Regions from separate parts of the Homo sapiens genome. Here region 1 is linked to region 2. Evidence: chromatin loops called from intact Hi-C (ENCODE). Cell type or tissue: PC-3. All regions are shown on one strand. Each heading gives the region's core, and the rest is flanking DNA. Links, peaks and the distances in the headings are about the cores only.

The links. A loop is a pair of places that touch in the nucleus more often than their neighbours do. Peaks named below come from ENCODE experiments on the same cell type or tissue, not always from the same donor. Only the 100,000 strongest peaks of a DNase experiment are listed, where the experiment ranks them.
Region 1: a loop joins it to region 2, with 7 times the contacts of the local background. A loop is called at or near these places in 2 of 110 quality-filtered maps.

The regions. Positions count from the first base shown.
Region 1 is chr18:66,636,410-66,641,809 of GRCh38, reverse strand. No RefSeq gene overlaps it. Among named protein-coding and RNA genes, the nearest start is that of CDH19, 35 kb to the right of the region's middle. In PC-3, for the core only: no CTCF peak of the experiment used is centred there; no DNase peak of the experiment used is centred there; H3K27ac peaks cover 605 bases.
Region 2 is chr18:66,584,829-66,590,228 of GRCh38, reverse strand. The region is part of intron 1 of CDH19 (cadherin 19); the gene reads left to right. Among named protein-coding and RNA genes, the nearest start is that of CDH19, 17 kb to the left of the region's middle. In PC-3, for the core only: no CTCF peak of the experiment used is centred there; a DNase peak (open chromatin) is centred at 2,628; H3K4me3 peaks cover 472 bases; H3K27ac peaks cover 1,723 bases.

The DNA of each region.
Region 1 (5,400 bases), core at 234-5,233, 52 kb before region 2:
CCAGGTTCAGGCGATTCTCCTGCCTCAGCCTCCCAAGTACTTGGGATTCCAGGCATGTGCCGCCAAGCCCAGCTAATTTTTGTATTTTTAGTAGAGTCAAGGTTTCATCATTTTGGCCAGCTGGTCTCAAACTCCTGACCTCAAGTGATCCACCTGCCTTGGCCTCGCAAAGAGCTGGGATTATAGGCATAAGCCACCACGCCTTGCCAGTTCCAAATATTTTTAACAAACAAATAAAATAGGAAAGTTTCATATTTGTAGTCAAAGACATTTATTTGCTTTATCACTGTAAATAAATCTGGCTTGCTATAGGCTTATCATTTAAAATTCAGGGAGTAAAATCTTTTAACTGTAATAGGAGATTAAGTTCCATCCCAATATGTAATTTCGTGACTATCATTCAAAGAATAAGAGTATCCAAAACTGCATAGAATAGAGCAAGTATTTTAAGAAACTTTTGAAAAAGTACAACTTACAAAAAGCTGGGATACACGTCGACTTCCTAAATACTGGTTGCATATAGTACTAACTATAGTCATATGTGGAACCTTACCATGACTCAGTCAAAGCCTGCAAGTACATTACTGCTTAAGCTGATCCAGGTCAAAAAGAGTAACAGTCAGAGATTGAATAGTGTCCCTCCCGAAAATATATATTGCAGCCCTAACCCTCATTACCCAAGTATGTGCCTGTATTTAGAGACAGAGTCTCTAAGGAGGAAATTAACCCAAATGAGGCCATGAATGTGTCATGATCCAAATGCCTGGTGTCCTTATAAGAAGGGAAATTAGGATACATGAAAGATACCAGGGCTTTACACACACAGAGAAAAGGTCACTTCATATCATATGAAGACATAGTGAGAGGGTGGCCCTCTGCCAACCAAGGAGAGAGGCCTCAGGAGAAACCAAACCTGAAGACAACTTGATCTTGAACTTCTGGCTTCCAGAAGAATGAGAAAATAACTTTCTGTTGCTTAAGCCATCCCATCTGTGGTATTTTTTATGGTAGCCTCGGTGAATGGAAACCCTTACAGACAAAATTAAGATTGCAAAGTTCCAAGTTTTATTGACTGTATTTAAACTGCACAGACTGAAGCAAAGAGAAAGAAATGGGGCTGGTCAGGGGAGGCTGCCAGTGGGGTGGAAGGAGCACATGAGCTGAGTCATGTTTTCTACAGTTCCCACGCCCTGTTCCTTTCCTGTCTCTGCCACGTGAGCTTCCCTTGTGGGTATTGTGCTTATGAGGACTGGCGGTGAGGACTGAGCAAGGGAATTGAAAGGATGAAGGTGCTTGGGATTAATATACACACTTGCTATATAAGGGAGATGCAGTGATACAGAAACCTGTCTCCAAGATAAGCCAGTTAGCTTGACTTGCACTTGTTTTTTTTGAATAGAAGGTACGTCAAGCAAAATTACAAATATTCTGTATTCTTTTTAAAATTTTATATCTTTTATTTTATTTTTATTATGCTTCAAGTTCTGGGGTACATGTGCAGAACGTTCAGTTTTGTTACACAGGAATACACGTGCCATGGTGGTTTGCTGCACGCATCAACCCGTCACCTACATTAGGTATTTCTCCTAATGCTATCCCTCCCCTAGCCCGCCACCCGCCAACAGGCCCCAGTGTGTGATGTCCCCCTCCCTGTGTCCATGTGTTATCCTTGTTCAGCTCCCACTTATGAGTGAGAACATGCAGTGTTTGGTTCTCTGTTCTTGTGATAGCTTGCGAAGAATGATGGTTTCCAGCTTCATATCCCTGCAAAGGACATGAACTTGTCTTTTTTATGGCTGTATAGTATTCCATTGTGTATATGTGCCACATTTTCCTTATCCAGTCCATCACTGATGGACATTTGGGTTGGTTCCAAGTCTTTGCTATTGTGAATAGTGCTGCAATATTCTAATGTTCTTCCTCTGAACATTTTATCGTCAATTAATCACCCCTGCCTGTGTCAGTTATAATATTTGTGTTTAGAAATTTTCTATCTCAATCCTTACTATATACTTGTTTTTGCTGGCATTCCGTCATAAAAAAGAATATTCCCTGCCAAAATTTAAACTTTCATCCCAAATGAATTTTAGTCTATTAAGTTAAAATGTTTTGTTTTAAATCTGTTTAATTTAATTCTTTTGTCTATCAAAATATAAGTGCCACCAATGGATGGATGATTTAAAAACACTGAGTATTTGAAGTGCCTTATGTACCTCATATAAACTAAGTACATCATGAATATCGCAGCCTCTGGTACCTCCGGTGTGTTTAGCATATTATCATACTAGGGTTTTATGGATTTTTTCATGTCTTCATATCTATGTTCAGAACATGCTCATAGTCTACTTCCTTTTTCTAACACGTTAGGTCTCATAAGTTACTACTTCATCCTATTTTACTTCCTCTATAACTTATGCTTATGAGTCATAAGCTAACTGTTCAACCTAGTTTTATCTACCATTCTGACTTATTTTCTTATATTTGAAAAATGACTTGAATATTCTCATATAGATTCCATAATTTCTCAGAAAATAAAAAAGATAATTCCATTACAGTGTCTCCTCTGTTTTCTTTCAACACTTTTTTTTCTATTTCCTTCATAAAACTTTTTAAGGTGGAAGTAATAAAAAAATGATTGTTTTGAAGCCCTATTGCTATATTGGAGACTATGATTTTGGCTAAGTAAACAGAAATAATGAAATTTTCAAGAACCTTCAGGGAAGTTAGCATGCTAGGTACACTGAATCACACATTCAACAAATATTGGCTTAAGTCCTACAATCCAAAGATATGGCCGAGGTACTGCAGAAGAGAAAAAATGAATTAGATTCTCTCTCCAGGTTTGGCAGCGGCATTGCTATGAATTAACTACATGATTTCCACTTCCTAGGCATACAGGGAGACTACATTTTTCAGCCTCTACCTCAATTATTTTGGGGTCAAATGACCAAACATAGACTAATACTTGTAAGTGAAATGATACAAGCCACTTCCAGGGTTGGATGTTAAAGAATACTCTGCATTGCTATCTACTTTCTCCTTCTTTTATGTCAAAAACAAGTCCCTTAAGTTTTCCAGAAGGTGAAGATGCAAGAGGGAAGCATCCTGGATTTTCAGGACAAAGCTTGGAGGACAGCTGCTTAGGGGAGCTGTGGGATGAGCAAGAAATAAAACCTCTTACATTTAGCATAGCCTCCTATTGTGTACAATTACTGATAGATATTCCAATGCCACATAGAAATTTATGTGCAAAAATTCAGTGCAGAGTCAGTGCTGGCAAATTGGGATAGGGAAATTGCTCTTCAAGATGAGAATCAGATAAGGAAACAGAAAAGATGTCATTTAGGACTTTATTTGACAGATTTGGACACATAGTGAAAGTATCAGAATTGTGGTTTGTAAAAATAATCTTATACCCTGAGGACGAGCTACATAATTTGTGCAACCCAGTGGAAAATGAAAATTCAAAGATTATTAAAAATTTAAGGATGCCTACAGCAAAGTATTATATTAAGTGTGGGGTCCTTCTAAGAACAGGCCCCTTTGGGACTGCACAGGGCACATGCTCATGGAGAAGCAAGAGGAAATGGAAATATAATGTGTTTACATGGAGTTGCAGCTAAGAGTAATGTGTGTAGTTAGAAACTGCTTACAATTTTCAGAAAACAAACAGTTTTTATTAATAAGAAATTCATTGATAAGCCAGTCAGCATGGAGGATATGGCTACCAATATGGAAACCAGTACTTATACATAAATGTTTACGTAATACTGGTGCAAAACATGTGGTTTTGACTCATACATGTACTTTCTCCCTACAGTGGGAATAAAATCCATGGATTTAATATGATGAAAATAAGAAAAAACACATGCTGCCTGTACAAAATAGAACCTGCAATTTGTTTATTTTGTTTTCGGCATTAAATTATTTAGTTGACCAACTGACTACTGAAATTCATTTTCACTATTGTTTCCCCTGAGTGTCTCAAATACAGTAGTGAAAATGAAATTTACTCCTATTCCCTGAGTGTCTCAGCCATATTCTAGTAAACTGTAAATTTTGTAAAACTTGTAAGCAGGTCAGAATTAATGAGAGGAATTAGTTTGATTCTTTGCAGCATCCTAAAGATAATCTGGTGCCTTAGATCGAAGTTTTTCTTAGTATTGCAGTGGGTGAGAATCAGTGTGGCTAGTCATTCGAACAGACAGAATCCACCTCTGCTAAGAAAACGAAGTATTGAAGTGTTTTCATATCTGCAACAGTTTCCTTTGTGTTTTACAAAAGAACATTTAATTCATTTTTTGTCTTCATTTTTTTCTAAGTTAATATTGCCAAATTGTGTTAATCCTGAATAATGCAAGAAGTTAAAGATATAACTTGAGGTAAGATAAACATCCAGTTCTTCCATATATCCCCAGTCGATCACAAAAATAAACATAAGGTTAAACATAGAAATTTGTAAATGAACAATTCACTACAGAGGAAGCATGCTTTGGGCAGAGAAAAGCATTATAAATATTAATATTTGCTATTGCCACACTGAAAAGTCTTACATTAGCATGCGATCCCTTCTTGTTACATTTCAATTCAAAATGTACTTAGAATATATTTTTTGTGTGTGTACTTGTCATGATGTATTTTATTTCCTTCTCAATCACGAAATCACTCTCATTCTTTGATAGTATTGTGGTAGAATGTTCATAAAGTATACAGAAGCAGAAGGGCAGAATTATTTCCTTGATTTTCCCCCAAAGTTTTGTGACATGTAAAACTAAAAATTCCAGAAGTCTTGCAGTTTAGTAAGAATACATTCCAAGAAACAATAACAGTGATGCTTTTTCCAGCATCTTGCAATATTCTTGAAAATAAATTGATAGAATAGTCATAATAGGTGAAAGGTGAAATGATAGTTCATTTTAGTCTCTTTATTACTAAATTTGGAAAGTCAACTTGCTCACAAAAGCCCTTATAGTGATACAGGTTTTTCTACTCTCCAATAGCCTCCAATACAGAATATATATTCATCAAAATTGACAACACAGTATTATGTTTTGGTCAGTGATACTGAGGTGTATGATTTGCTTTCTTAATGTCGATTACAAGAAATTGTGAAACTGAAGGCTATATCTTTCTTTAATCAGGATTTTGAATTTACCGGGACATTAGATATATTCCTTTCATGGGTAATTAGGAAAAATCAGCATTTTCTGTCCCTCTTCCACTCAGTTTTATTCTTTAAGATTTTAGGACATTGCTTTTGATATGGTTTGGGTGTGTCCCCACCCAAATCTCATCTTGAATTGTAGCTCCCATAATTCCCACGTTATGGGAGGGACAGAGTGGGATTTAATTGAATCAAGGTGGCTGTTTCCTCCATACTGTTCTCATAGTAGTAAATAA
Region 2 (5,400 bases), core at 342-5,341:
CCTGAAAATATTTACCGTAAAGTCATCTTTGAGGCTTGTTAAAAAAAATACCCAGCTCATGAATCAGTAGCTGTGGAGTGGGATTATCTGTTTTGTCAAGCTTTTGAAATGATTCTGTGTTTCTGTAGAAACAATTTCCCTGAAATTGAGGGATCAAACTAACCCTTATTTGTCTACATATTTATTTAAAGATTGAGGTATTCTCCACATTCACAATAAAATTTTAAACTAAATATAATGAGGTCTAACAAAATAATAATAGTTTTGTCATATTTGTTCATTTGTTAAAGTCATAATTACTGCTATTGTCAAATAAAGTGCTTTTGCAGGCCTGGATCAAATGATTTTTATATTTCACTCAGTTCATGTGAATCAGATTTATGTGGTTCTGTGATATAATTATATTAATTTTTAGATTTTGTACTGATTCTACACAACACAAACATATATATACATAAAGAAAGGCAAATTAACAAAGTGCATGACTTTAGTTTTCTTTTTCCATTCACGAAGGATTGTGTTTTATAAAATCATGTTTATATTATATCTTTTCCATAACAAAATAGTACTTTCTATACCATTTGGCAGTGGTGCTTACTAAGTATTATTTTTGATAGTAGAGTAAATTTATAGATATTACAGTTATAGAGAGATGTGCTGAAAGGACAACTGATAATTGGAGAAAGGAACATTTGGATGATATGTTTGTCTAGGTATTATGTAGCTACTATCACAACATCAGCAAAAACTGTCAAATTGAATACAATGGTTTATTTACTATACTAAGCAGTGGCTAAAAAGAGTTTCAACAAGTGCAAAGTGAAACTATATCTTCTTAATGAAAGCATAAGAACAAAGAAATAAATACTGTTAGAAATTCTTGGGAAAATGAAATACACTGTTGGTTCGAAGAAAAATATGTAATCCTTCATGTTGCCTTTACAGATATATATATATATGTGTGTATATATATATATGTATATATATTCAAATATGTATATTCATTCAATTTGTCAAATATAATTTACGTGATAAACATGGTTAACTAACATAATGTTTGATCATTATTCTGAACAATGTTTTAGGAAAAAATAGTCTTTGCATAATTTTATGACTATGGAATTTCCCACTCTACATGTATGGTAATTGGTGGTTTTGTTAAACCATCATGATTTATTTGAAGGTTCATGAAATTTTCAGTCTACCTTATTCATCAACCTTTAAAGATTTTTATTTTTACTTTTTAAATTTTTTCTTGTGTTGTTATTATTGTTGGAAGTAGGAAGCATTATTTGTTTATTCTCTGCTTTCTAAAAAGCTGTTAATTCATTAATCATCAAAAGAAGCCTGGGATGTATGATTCCCTAATCAGTAGTTTAGTGGTGTATCTGCATATATTCCACTTCAGTCTTCAAACTGTAACTTTAAGTGAAACACTGTGTAATAAAACCAATTTTATCAGAGGCTAATTGAGATAAAGGAGAGTTTAGTCCCTATGACATATTTCTGGTAACAAAAACTTCACTAAACTTATAAATAAGGACCAAAACATTTCTAATATTAAACACTGAAATAAATCTGAGCTGTATCTATATATATATAGATATAGATATAGATATATATGATTAGTAAAAATGAGTAAGATCATTATTTACCCAATTTTGGGCGAATCAGTGAGTGACTGGCAGTTGTGGTGATGGGTTAAATCAAGAAATGAATGTTGGCAAAACAAAGATTGTCAGGATCACCTCTGGCCACTATGAAGTTCAAACACAAGAATTAACAAATAACAGCTGGCTCGCTGAACTCTTTCCTACCCAGCATAGTTTATTGTCCTGCATTTGTATGATGATCATGTACTTTACAAATCTTCATTTTACAATAATTTGTATTCGTTTATTTTCCAACCTGGTTATTCCAGTTCAGGGCCATGGGTGACAGGAGCCTATCCCAGAAACCCAGGGAGATTGGTGGGAACCAACCCTAGACAGGGTGCCATCCCATTGCAGGATCACCCTCACATGGTCACACTCACTCAGACTGGGGCCTTGTAGATGAACAACCAGCGTGATGTGCACAGCTTTGGGAAGTGGGAAGTGACTGGAGGATCCAGATAATCCCATGCAGACATGGGGGGAATGTGCAGACTCAACACAGATAGTGGCTCTGGCAGTGAATCAACTTTTTTCTCATCAATATTACACTGAAATGAAATTCAACAAAATGACATTTTTTGAGGAGTTGTTGTACAAGCTCACCTTGATCTTTCTTCTCTTTTGAAATGAATATAATATTTACTGTACCATTGAATTATGAGACAAATTACTAAGAGAACAGATGAGTACCATTATGGCATTAGAGACACAGTTGATTTTGTTAGTCGGGGAGCTAGGCTATTACAGTAACCAATTAACCTTCCATTTCTCAGCAACCTCCTACCACAAACATCAGGTGGAAGTTAGTGGGGGAAGTGTATCCAAGTTTCACAGTCACTCAGTGACGCAGGCTTGGTAGAGGCTCCACCATCCTTCAACTACTGATTGCCAAACTAGGAAGCAATAAAGACGAGACAATTATTCATAGGCCTTTCAGTGTTTCAGTTCGAAAATGGTGTACATCACTTTTACTCATATCTTGTTAGTAAAACCAGTCATGTAACCTTGTGCAATTGCAAGAGACATATTGGTAAACAATTATATGTCTACCACAGTAACCAAAACATTTTAGTTCTTCTTTTTTTTATTTGTTTTATATACCAGTCATAGCCATTTCATCCGATTAGTCATTCAGAATTTAGGGACAGTTTATGAGGTCTTAAAAATCTGAACCTAAGCTTTTCTTAGAGTGATGGAGTGGAAGGAAGAATATCATGATAGCAATCGCAGTTCCTTCTGAGTCTGGAGTAACCAGCACCAGTTAGCATTGTCACTTGTGATTTTTGAAGGTATCTTAACCTCTGCGTTTCCCAACTCTCATTTGACACTCCTAACACAGGCAATTTCTTTTGACATCCAGTTGGTCATTAAGTTTTGTCAATTCTGCCTCCATGTTATTATTGATTCTCTTACTTATATTGTCCTTTGCTGAAGAGCAGGATTAGTCAGAGTGCTGGGATGAAATATCACCTTCAAGAAGGCAATAGAAGGTCATGGATCTAGGGTGTTTGATGGAGAAACAGAACAATTATTTCAATGTCCTGGTAATGCAGGTGCTTCTAAGCACTGATTAGAAGATCCAAATAATTTCTTTTAAGACTAAAATCATATTGTAACTAACTAATAAAATTAAAATGTTAATATAAGATAAAAATAGATTAAATAAAAGGATAGGCATGGAAGTGGGAATAAAGACAATAGGTAATACGCATTCCAAAAGATATTCCAGCCACAACAATTCAAGAAGGGGATTTATTTTTTCTTAACATTGTTCTAATATTAATTTTCTTGCTTCTGTGTTTAACTACACAGACAAGATTTAAATAAATTCACAAAAATACAGAGTACCTTTTTGAAATGAGCATTGAGACAATGTTAGTATCATTTTTTAAAATAGACTTCACCACATAGTGTAAAATCTGCCACTAACTCTCCATGTTAACTCCTCTATATGGTACTACAGAGGTGCTTTTGGAATGAAAGGGGACTGTTTATAGACACTTTGTGGCTTCCTTCTTTTTTTTTTCCTTTTTATAAAGAATCTCTCAAATTAGAAGAAAGATAGGTAATATTCTCTAACTACTTCCCCATTTTAATATTACCACTCCAGTCCCCCAGAGCCATGTGTTCCTATTTGTTTCACACGAAGGCTTTATAGTATTTGCTTGCTTCATGTGTTCACTTCCCAAGAGGAGAGGTAAGATGTGTTTTTTAAATTGATGAAGAGAAACTCTTATTCTTATTTTTTAGTAGCATTTTCAAAACCTTTAAGTTTTTCTGTTTTTCTTTGTTTTGGGAAAGGTTTGGAACTCTCTGATCACCACAAATTCTAAGTCTATGATATATCATTTTGGCCACGCCTACTCAATATTTTTCTAAAAATGGAGACATTATATTAATTGCCATCTGTTTTTCTCTATGAGAAGCTGGGCTTAGTTGAGCTCAATATTTCAGCTTTCCATGAGCTTTCCGGAATACATTATATTTTTACAAGTTTTCACAGATGGAATAATTAGCTTTATGTAACCAAGAAGAGGTCATAGAAAAGACAATTTCTAATTAGATTCAGTTTCAAACTGCATAAGTGCATAGATTATAATATTTTTCATCCCTTAAGTCGTAATTAGTCTTCTTTGAAAATATAATTGTTCTGAGTCACACTGGGCTCATTTTCAGCTTATATATGTCCATGCAATATCATGTATTGCTTCAAGCATGATAATATGTATCTGTCATAGTCACTTAACCATGCTTAGAAAAAAAATAATGACATTCAAATAATTTGAAAATACATGTGGAACATATACATCAGGGAAAATATATACTAAAGTATTTTTGCAATAGTCATTTACAAAGCTTTTTATGTGTGTATATTTTTAGCAGAAATGAAAATAGCTGAATATTTCGACCTTGAGAAATGCAGAAATCACTAGATGCTTATTATTCACCTGTCAATAGCTATTTTCATGTAGCTCACTAAAAACATTTAACTCTTAATACGTGCCGGACAGTATTTTGGATGCAGCAACTCATTTCATCAAGAACACAGACCTTGAGAGGCATAATAATTATCCTCAATTTTCACATGAGACAACTGAGACAACCAGAGGTCGAGCTATTCGTCCAAGGTGATGGAACTAGCAAGTGTTGGTGTTGAGTTAGTTATTCAGCCATCCTTGCTCCACATGTGCTACTCTTATCTCCAGCAAACTGTCTTTAGAACATTCCATCTCAAACTATTTGGGAAAATAACCCGAAAGTCAGTAGAGAGTGACTCTCTTGGTCTTTACTATGGTGCAAAATAACATTTATTTATATAAAATCAATTTATATTATATATATCCAGGACTTCTTCCCTGCATTTGTCTACAACTTTTTTCCTTCAATTAAAGAAATTATATTGTATGTGTTCCGTTTCTTTATTTCACTTGACAATTATGGCACCAAATTATGTGGCTGCTGAGTAACAACATGTTGACATAAATTTTTTAATGTTTGTATTCAACGGTTGGTCGTTTGTTCAACTGTGAGACCAATTTTATGTACCTCCTCCCAGTGAATGGATTTTGGCTATTGAGAGTGTTTACAGTGCTTTTTAATTGTACATGAAAACTAAAAATAAAGACAGGTTTATGTGAGTTTATCTTCTGAAATAATCAAAGGAATAGTAGAATACCTGTTTAGATATTAGAAGTAAAACAGTGTTTTATTTTTCTGTAGTATATCTTGTCATAAGAACATTAAG